2 separate regions of the Homo sapiens genome follow, and region 2 is linked to region 1. Evidence: chromatin contacts called from ENCODE Hi-C or POLR2A ChIA-PET data. All regions are on one chromosome and are shown on one strand. Each heading gives the region's core, a stretch centred on a gene start or an enhancer-like site at or near the end of the contact. The rest is flanking DNA. Distances are from core to core; before and after follow the strand shown.

Region 1 (4,690 bases), core at 1,552-4,051:
TGCTGTCTGGCCAGGCATGGTGGCTCATGCCTGTAATCCCAGCACTTTGGGAGGTTAAGGCGGGCAGATCATGAGGTCAGGAGATCGAGACCATCCTGGCTAACATAGTGAAACCCCGTCTCTACTAAAAATAAAAAAAATTAGCTGGGTGTGGTGGCACGTGCCTGTAGTCCCAGCTACTCGGGAGGCTGAGGCAAGAGAATCGCTTAAACCCGGGAGGCAGAGATTGCAGTGAGCCAAGATCACGCCACTGTACTCCAGCCTGGGCGACAGAGCAAGACTTTGTCTCAAAAAAAAAAAAAAAAAAAAAAAAAGAACTGTGCTGTCCAGTAGGTTAGCCACTAGGCGCTATGGCTACCCAAGCTTAAATTAGCTAAAATTATTATTATTATTATTTTTGAGACGGAGTCTCACTCTGTTGCCCAGGCTGGAGTGTAGTGGCATCATCTCAGCTCACTGCAACCTCCGCCTACCAGGTTCAAGTGATTCTCCTGGCTCAGCCTCCTGCGTAGCTGGGATTATAGGCACCCACCACCACGCCTGGCTAATTTTTGTATTTTTAGTAGAGATAGGGTTTCACCATATTGGCCAGGCTGGTCTTGAACTCCTGACCTCAGGTGATCCACCCGCCTTGGCCTCCCAAAGTGCTGGGATTACAAGTGTGAGCCACCGTGCCCGGCAATTAAAATTAAATAAGATAAAAAATTCAGTTCCTCACTTACACTAGACTCATTTCAAATGCTCAGTAGCCCCATGTGGCTAGTGGCCACTATATTGGCAAAGCAAATATAGAACATTTTCAGTATCACAGAAAGTTTTATTGGAGAGGGCATTCGTTTCTTATTGCTGCAGCATGAATTACTACAAAGTTAGCAGCTTAAAGCAACATAAATGTATTATCTCGTAGTTTCCATAGGTCAGGAATCTGGGTACGGATTAGCGAGGCCCTCTACTCAGGGTCTCACCAGGCTGAAATCAAGGTGTGAACTGGGATCTCCTCTGAGGCTCGGGGTCATCTTCCAAGCTCAGTAGTTGTTGGCAGAATTCATTTCCTTGCATCTTTGTGACCAAGGGACAGCTTAATGCTCCCAGAGACCATGCTCAGGTCCTTACCATGTGACCTCCTCTTCTCACAACATCAAAGCTTGCTTCTTTCTTCCAGAGGCCAGCAGCATATATTCTCTGACCTTCAGTTTCTTTTAAAGGGCTTGCCTGATTCGATCAGGCCCACCCAGGATAGAGCTCCTTTTTGATTAACTCCAAGTCAACTGATGAGTAGCCTAGTCAAGGGAGTGACATCTCACCACATTCTCTGATCCTGCTACACTCAAGGGGAGGGGGTATATCCACCAGTGGGGCAGGGAATCTTGGGGGCCATCTAACATTCTGCCTACCGTAGGCATCAGTGATCTAGAAAGTAGAGAAAGGTTAACTAAATGAATCAACGGGGAAGGCAAGTAGTGGGAGAATTTAGAATGATTAGTACAGGCTTAGAGTACAGGGGTAATTGCCATTCAAATAATCTCTACATGACCGAGGTCTGTCCAACAGCATTCTTGTAATTGAAGGCTAGCTTCAGCTAGGCTCAAGGTTTATCTACAGTAGTTTCACTCTTAAAGCAGCTGTAACCCGTACCCTGCATGCTGCCACGGGGAACATAAATAGGTCCCCTAAAAGCAAGCACAAATAGAAATTGCCTTCAGGGCTGACATGCCTACATTCTATTTCCTTGCTGTTACTAACCTCCTGGAGTTTCTGACCTTATACTAGTCTTGATCTCCAAAACCCAATTGCTGCTTCTCAGATTAACTGATTTACTGGCTTGACACACCACCGTGGCTTTGGCCTGAACTCCCTGGCTTCCAGACCCTTGGCCCTCCTGACTGCAAACAACTGTGGAGCTTCCACCCTTGGCCAGATACTCCTGGGCACAATCCTCATGACTCTCAATCCCTGTTTGGCTGCCCCTGTGACTTGGGGTTCAGGGAAGGAGAGAGTCTGAAGCACCGATTTTCAGGGGGAGGTGAGCTGGTAAAAAAAAAATCATTTATACCATTAGACTTAGTTTTCCTGAATGTAAACTTCAACCCCTGATTATAAGGACTCTGTAAGGCTAATTATTAATTTTAAAGAAGTGCTAATTAGAAATCATGCAATGAATATATTTATCATTTTGATAAAGTTATATCTACATAATTTAAAATTTTACAAAGAAACTCTTCATTAAGTGTTGCATGACATTATTTTAAGAAATTCTATTTCAAAGCTCTACCTGATTCTGAAATGGCCTCTATAGTAACACTTTCTTTTTTTTAAAAAAAATGGTTCTTTCTCACAAGCGAAGAATAAGTGTTTGCATTCTAACTATAATCAGTATTTCAACCGAGTGGAGATATTTTAGTGCCTTCGGTGGGCATTTATCTTCTTGCTATCAGCACAATAGAACAAAAATGTACCCATATTAGCATTAATAATAAAACCAAGTCCATTATGCAGACTTTCTTGTCAGTTAAATTTGTTGCAGGCACAATTTTGGATTCAATTTCATCCATTTGGAAGTACTTTTGCTGTCAAGCAAATTTTTGTTTTATCATTTTAATTTTGGAGGTTTTTTTGCTCTCCTGTGTCTGAATCACCTTTTTAGAGGTTGGAAAATGGTTCTTCCCCACTGATATAGGAAGGAATTGATTTGGCAAACTTAGATATTTTCCCTGCGATGTGAATAGAGTTAATTTTAACAGAGCTGTTTCATTTTAACAGCCTCAACTTGCACAGTGTGTGTCATGCCAAACAGCTTTGTGTATCATCATCGACTGATGTCAGCACAGTTCTAGAAATAGTATTTGATAGTTAACAGCTGCCACAGAGCCAGAAGGGGAACACGAGACATTGTGTTTCAGGAGGGTTCACAAAAACTCGTGGCTATTGTTTTTATTTATTTATTTAATTTCTTGACAACGAAAGAAGAGCTTAAAATACCAAGTGTAGGCTTTTAAAAAAAGACTAATATTCCTCAGTAGGTCAAGTGACTCCTAGAACCTTGATATCATAGGCAATATAAATATTGTGTTCTGAACTACATATTTCCCTAATTTAATACAGCTTTTACTCATTTTACAATCATGTATTTGGTCAACAGGTATAGAGCAAAGGTTTGCCTTTAGACCAAATAGATGGTGAAACCATGTCTTTTTTTTGTTTGTTTTTTTGAGACGAAGTCTCTCTCTCTCACCCAGGCTGGAGTGCAGTGGCGTGATCTCGTCTCACTGCAACCTCTGCCCCCCGGGTGCAATTCTTGCACCTCAGCCTCCCTAGTAGCTGGGATTACAGACATGCACCACCATCCCTGGCTAATTTTTGTATTTTTAGTAGAGATAGGGTTTTGCCATGTTGGCCAGGCTGATCTTGAACTCCTGACCTCAAGTGATCCTCCTGCCTTGGCCTCCCAAAGTGGTGGAGTTATAGGCATGAGCCACCATCCCTGGCCATTTTGTTTTTTGTTTGTTTGTTTGTTTGAGACGAGTCTCACTCTGCGGCCCATGCTAGAGTGCAGTGGCACAATCACAGCTCATTGCAGCCTCAACCTCTCTGGCTCAAGGGATCCTCCCATCTCAGCCTCCTGAGCAGCTGAGACCACAGGCCGGCACCACCATGCCTGGCTAATTATTTTTATTTTTTAGTAGAGATGAGGTCTCACTATGTTGTCCAGGCTGGCCTTGCACCCAAGAGATCCCACCACCTTGGCCTCCCAAAGTGCTGGGATTATAGGCATGAGCCATCACACCCAGCAAAAACTTTTCTTTAAAAAGCCAGATAGTAAATATTGCAGGCTTTGTGGGCCATTTACAATCTCCATTGCAATTATTCAGTTCTGCTGTGGCAGGACTAAAATAGCCATAGACAATATGTACATACATGGGTGTGGCTGTGTTCCAATAAAACTTTATTTACAAAACAGGTGGTGGGCCAGATTTGGCCATGGGCCATACTTTCCCCACTGTTGCTTTGGATCATAAGTGGCAGATGCCACATATTTCCATGCAGCATGTCATAAAGGTGAAAGGTACTGACACACTCTTATAAGCTTGTGAATCAACTTCCACGTGTGCTCCCTGCGGAAACGCAGGCAGCCCTTTAATGGCCACAGAGGGGCACTTAATTATATACATATATGTGCTCTACAACCACGCTAATAATGGTATGAGAGTAACTGAGCAACGGATAAGCTTTTATGAACTGAGAGGATAAAGATCATGATCTCTGGTGTACAATGAACCTGATTTTTCTTCCCTTTCTTATTTTATTTAAGTTAATATCACCCTTAAAGTTTGAATTATCCTGCAAGAATGCAGGTTCATTAACTCCCGTTCAGCTTGTGCATCATCTTAATGGGACATATTTTGTAATGATGTGAATCACAAAACAGTCCTGGGCTCCAGAGGACCTAAATGTTTCATTGAAGTCATTACGAGCATTGCATACTAGGAGGGAAAGAGATTTTATTATTTAAAGATAACTTGCACAGAGAAAAAAAAAATTCTAGGAAGAAAATTTGAAGCATAGCCTGAAAAATAAAAAAAAATTTAAAAATCAAAGAACATGCTGGTTCTAAAATGCGACTGAGACAGCCTTTCTCTGGCCACTCCATGCCCACTCTCAACCACGAATTTATTACCATGAAAAGTACCAA
Region 2 (4,831 bases), core at 2,065-4,564, 42 kb after region 1:
AGAAGCAGGACTCGAATCCTTGGTTAAGTCCAGAGTCTGTTCTCTTAACTACCGCACACTATTTCCTCTTCAAATGCAAAGGAGTGCTTTGAGAATTTTAGGTGGCCTTGCAACTTGATGGGAAAAAATTATTTTAGGATTTCAGGATGATGGAGTCTTCTACCAACACAAGCATTTGTATTTTACTGAGATCAGGAGAGCTAAATATAAGACAGTAGGAGCTAAACGAGAAGATTCCATATTTTGTGGGAACACAACCATTTCTGTGGTAACAAGATAAGCATTTGGGCTTATTTCATTGTATATAAGGAATGAAACTGGGAAACATAAATATTTAAAGAAGGATAAAGGCATATAGGTAAATGAGCAAAAGTAGAGAGATCTGGGAAAATAGAGAAAGGTTAGTTTATTCTTATTATAAAAATATTTCATTAAAGAGTCCATATTATGATAAGCTTCTAAAAGATTAAAGTGGTATAGATAAAGCAGTAAATCGAGTTTAATGCAGGATTAGATAAGAGGCTGGTAGTCTGTAATAACGATAAGATGCTTAAAGCTTAAGGTCACTGATTATTTGAAAAAGAGGAAAAGGTGAGCATGCAAAATGGATCTCGTGTTTGATAAATATTAGGTTCCCGAGGTAACAATAACCATAAATGATAAGGCAGAAACTTTGTGATCCTGGCAACTAACTGGAACGGCTGTATGGAGATCATTTCCACGTTAGGAAATTATGTGGAAAATCTAGTGAGGTTGTCAACATTCCAATATTATTAATAAAGTAGGGCATGCATAAATCATATGGGCTTCTCTGGTGTCTATTTAACACTGCCAAGTGGTCAATGAAGTATAGGGAGTGAAGGTTGGGCTAACTCATGTGTGTAACTAAACCTCTGTCTAGAGAGACCAACCAGTTAAACAGCTGATCTGGGCAATTCTATCTGCAGACACTTATGGACCCTTACCAATATTCTGTGGCCAAGTTGTTCTGGGCTCAGTCTGATAATAACCTCTGTGGAAAGAACTTTAGGATAATGAATGAATAATCAGAGGGGCTATGAAAGTTTCCAAATAAAAATTCATGTATGCAAATGCCCTTATTTTATTGTAAAATTCACTTTTATTTTTGTTGCTATTATAACATTAAACAATTTTTTTTCAGACAGGGTCTTGCTCTGTTGCCCAGGTTGAAGTCTAGTGGGACAATCACAGCTCACTACAGCCTCAACTTCCTGGGCTCAACTGATTCTCCCACCTCAGCCTCCCAAGTAGCTGGGACTACAGGCATATGCCACCATACCCGGCTAATTTTTGTATTTTTTGTAGAGACGGGGTTTCACCATGTTGTCTAGGCTGCTCTCGAACCCCTTGGCTCAAGCAGTCTGCCTGCGTCAGCCTCCCAAAACGCTGAGATTACAGGTATGAGCCATTGGGCCCATACATTTGGTACATTTTAACTACCAAATGTACAGCAAATTAATTTAATGATTTGCCCTTTGCACACAAAGTCATTAGGTATACACAGTTTCATCGTTTTTTTCCCTCCATAGTGCTAAACATAAAACTATTCTGTTCAGACTTTTGGTTTAGCTTTCTGAATTTATCTTCTACCCTCCACCATGCAAATTAAAGGTTCTGTTTTGATACTGGGAAAAAATGATCTAAGATTAAGAGGACATTGTGTATATGTGTGTGTGTGTGTGTGTGTGTGTATAAATTAATTTTATATGATCACTTGTCCAAACACAATCACGTTTTCAAACTAAAAAGTGTGTCAAAGTGGTTTTAGAAGAAATTAAATAGTCTGGCAAGATGAAGAATAAAAAAGTTCCAAGTGAATGATCCTTTGGAGTGGAAAAAGGTTAGCTGTGAATATGCTTTTGAAATATACTACAGGGGATTCTCATCCCAAGATTATGGTCGTTCATGCCTCTAGGTTTAAGTGTTGCTCAATCAGCAAGGTGCTCAATTCACAGTGATTGCTGCGCATTTCCTTGTTGATCAAGAAAATGCAGAATCTCAGCGCAGACACATTTACCAGCACATTTACCATCAAAATGAATATAAGAAATAAGATTTTGATTTAAATTTTCCAGTTGCAGCAGATCGAGAAAAATATGTGCAGGAGAGGATTCCATTTGAAAAGCTCTGATTCAAATAAGTCCAAAGAGAATGCATCTCTATGTACCTAATGTTGCCTTCGAATTAGACAGTAAGCTTTTCTCGCTCAGAGCCCTTGTCAATTTGATTAAACTCACAAACATGTGACTGACTCCGCCTCTATTAAAAACACTCAAGCCAGAGAACGACTGAGAAGCGTGTGGCTTTGTCTTTGTGAGTGGGTCTTTTGGCCAAGCGATCATTACACTAGCTAAATGGGTGTACGGTTAAATTTAATACTCCACAACTGAATTCTCCAATCGCAGCTCACTGCAAAAAGTGATTTAGAATAATGCAAATTTGAGTCCAGAATCTAGAACACCCTTCCAGGCACGGAGGTTTTCCGTTTAAATGGCCCTCGGGAAATAACACTGATTTTCAAAGTCGTTTTAAAAGGCAGCTTTTGGCAGCTGCTATCTTTTGCATATTCTCTTTCCGAGATTAAAGAACCTTCAGGTGACAACACCTAGGGTAAAAGGATGGGACATCAGGCTGCAGACGTGCGTATGCGTGTGTGCACACGCGTGCAGTCTTGACTAGGTGTGGAAAAAAGGTCCGAAGAGATTCCAAAATCAAAAAAATTCCCTTGGCCTACTCCGGCCCCGAAGACCAACTCAGACCCCACCAGACAAACTGGAAAGTCTCCAAGCTCTCAGTCGCCCCAGTCGGCGGGGGAGTGAGTGGGGCCGACCGGCCTTGCGGCCCTGCCACCTTTCGGGGCGACTCGGTTTCTCCACTGACACCCCCGGGCGCGAGGTCTGGTCCATCCCGGAGTGGGAGCTAGGCAGGGACGCCACCTGGCAGCCCACTCTGGGCCCCTGGCCCGCGTTTCCCGCAGGCGCCGGCGGCGTCGGGCGCGGCCGCCGCGCTGCCATGGCAACGGCGGTCCGCCCCCCCCCCGCTTCCCGGCGCCGGCGCGCCAGCGGGGCGGGGCGGGGCGGGCGTTGCTAGGAAACCGGCGGCGGGCCGCCTCCGCGGCGCGGTCTCTCGGCTTCCACCCTTCACCTACTTCCCCTGCGGGGCCGGAGTGGGGGAGGGTCGGGGGAGGCCATCGGGAAGCCACGTGGTGGCCCGGGGCCTCGCGGCTCATTCTGCGTTGCGCCGTCCCTTCCAGGTCGAGTTGACGGCCTTTTCCCCCTTGGCGTACAAGTATTGAGTCCCGCGCCCTGGGAGGGAGACGGCGCTCAGCAAATTTAGATGAATGCAACGCTTCAACGTGGGCTCTCGACCTCTGGTCCCCCATCCCCTGCCGGCTCTATTAGGACAATGAAGTCCCCAAACTCCACTGGAGGGTTCTTCACCCACTCTTCTTCCCCTCCAAAGGAACCATCTCTTGAACTTCACGAAATCCAGGAGCAATGCTAAGCGTTTTGTATACATCACCTCATTTTCAATCCTGTGAGGTGGGAGCTGGGAACTTCATTTTAACAGGAATAAAATGTGGCCTACAGCTGGTTGGGGTGGAGCCAGGACTTGAAGTCCAGTTGTGCTTATTAACTTCAAGTGTCTGCCTTTTTATAATGCTCAAGTTCGTCCTCTCAGCTGCCTCTTGGCTAGCCCAGCATCCCCCTTTGCTGTCCAAACACCCACACCAGCCAGGACACACTGTCTGGAACATGGTCTGACAAGGGGATTAAAAACTTGAAATCAAGGTTGTCCAAAAAATCTGGGGCATACGGTTTATGTTGATGTATCATTGATAATTTACAGATGTCCCACTCTGTAATGTACTACCAGAATAACCACTTATGATCATCAAATTCTTAGGAAATGAAAATCCAAACCAAAGACAATTGACTCATGGTAGGTACTCCATTCTGGGCTTTAACATTTTTTTTTTTTTTTCTTGTAAACCATAGCTGTTCACTAAGTGTTTTTTTTTTTTTTTTTTTTTCTTTATTTCCTTGTCACTGACTTGAAGCTCGAGAGTGTATTTTCTACTAGGGAACTGTCTTGGGTTGCCAAGGATTTGCGTGCAAGCAATTTATTAAGGAAGAGCTTCCAGGAGAAACTAGAAAGGGAAGCAGAATAGGAAAGAAGCAGCCAAGCAAGGGAGCAATTTAAGGTGAAGTTCCAGCCCCAGCAAGATCCCCAGCTAGTTCTGGAGCATAAATTAGAATTTATCCCAACTTGAGGCAAGGGAGCTGGGGTTTTCATAACCCTGCACCAATTAGTCACTGGCTATAGTCTTTCCTGGAAAGGGTGGGGGGACAAAAATACCTAGCACTTCTGGTTCTGAGGTGAGTCTGGGTGAGTCTAGGCACTTAATTTAGACGCGTTAAGTGAGTCTAGGTGCTTAATACCTCTTCTGCAGTGAAGTGGCTCCTATAGATTAAGGGAAGGAAGTTCTCTGAAGGAAGGGGTATGAACCTTTAGGAGTAAACCACTTAGAAGCTGGGGCTAGGGGCAATGAACTGGAAAGGGGGATATGAAGGGATCTGGGCAGAGCACCAACAACACCCATGACAGTCCACCCCCTGCACCACTTAGATCCACATGTGCATTAGTTCGTTCTCAGGCTGCTATAAAGAAATACCTGAGGCTGCAAAATTTACAGAGAAAAGAGGTTTAATTGGCTCATGGCTCTGCAGGCTGTACAGGAAGTATGGTGGCCTCTGCTTAGCTTCTGGGGAGATCTCAAGAAACCTTCAATCATGGTGGGAAGTGAAAG

What was found. A loop is a pair of places that touch in the nucleus more often than their neighbours do. ChIA-PET counts read pairs that join two places held with the same protein, here RNA polymerase II (POLR2A). Pooled maps may share reads with other maps.
Region 2: a map of gastrocnemius medialis shows a loop between it and region 1 (2.2-fold over the local background). The contact joins two enhancer-like sites. A Hi-C loop is called at or near these places in 1 of 168 maps with a recorded cell type or tissue (gastrocnemius medialis) and 6 of 50 pooled maps. POLR2A ChIA-PET finds 5 or more read pairs at or near these places in 4 of 52 experiments (AG04450, T-cell, activated CD4-positive, alpha-beta T cell and 1 more).

Annotation. Positions count from the first base shown.
Region 1 is chr14:89,657,595-89,662,284 of GRCh38, forward strand. No RefSeq gene overlaps it. Among named protein-coding and RNA genes, the nearest start is that of FOXN3-AS2, 84 kb to the left of the region's middle. RefSeq lists an enhancer at 1,616-1,725. Within about 2 kb of position 2,802, at least 4 of the 41 ENCODE cell types and tissues checked have a DNase peak (open chromatin) inside an H3K27ac peak, as active enhancers do; they include gastrocnemius medialis, where a contact is called at or near this core.
Region 2 is chr14:89,698,622-89,703,452 of GRCh38, forward strand. No RefSeq gene overlaps it. Among named protein-coding and RNA genes, the nearest start is that of FOXN3-AS2, 120 kb to the left of the region's middle. RefSeq lists a silencer at 3,044-3,103. Within about 2 kb of position 3,315, at least 26 of the 41 ENCODE cell types and tissues checked have a DNase peak (open chromatin) inside an H3K27ac peak, as active enhancers do; they include gastrocnemius medialis, where a contact is called at or near this core.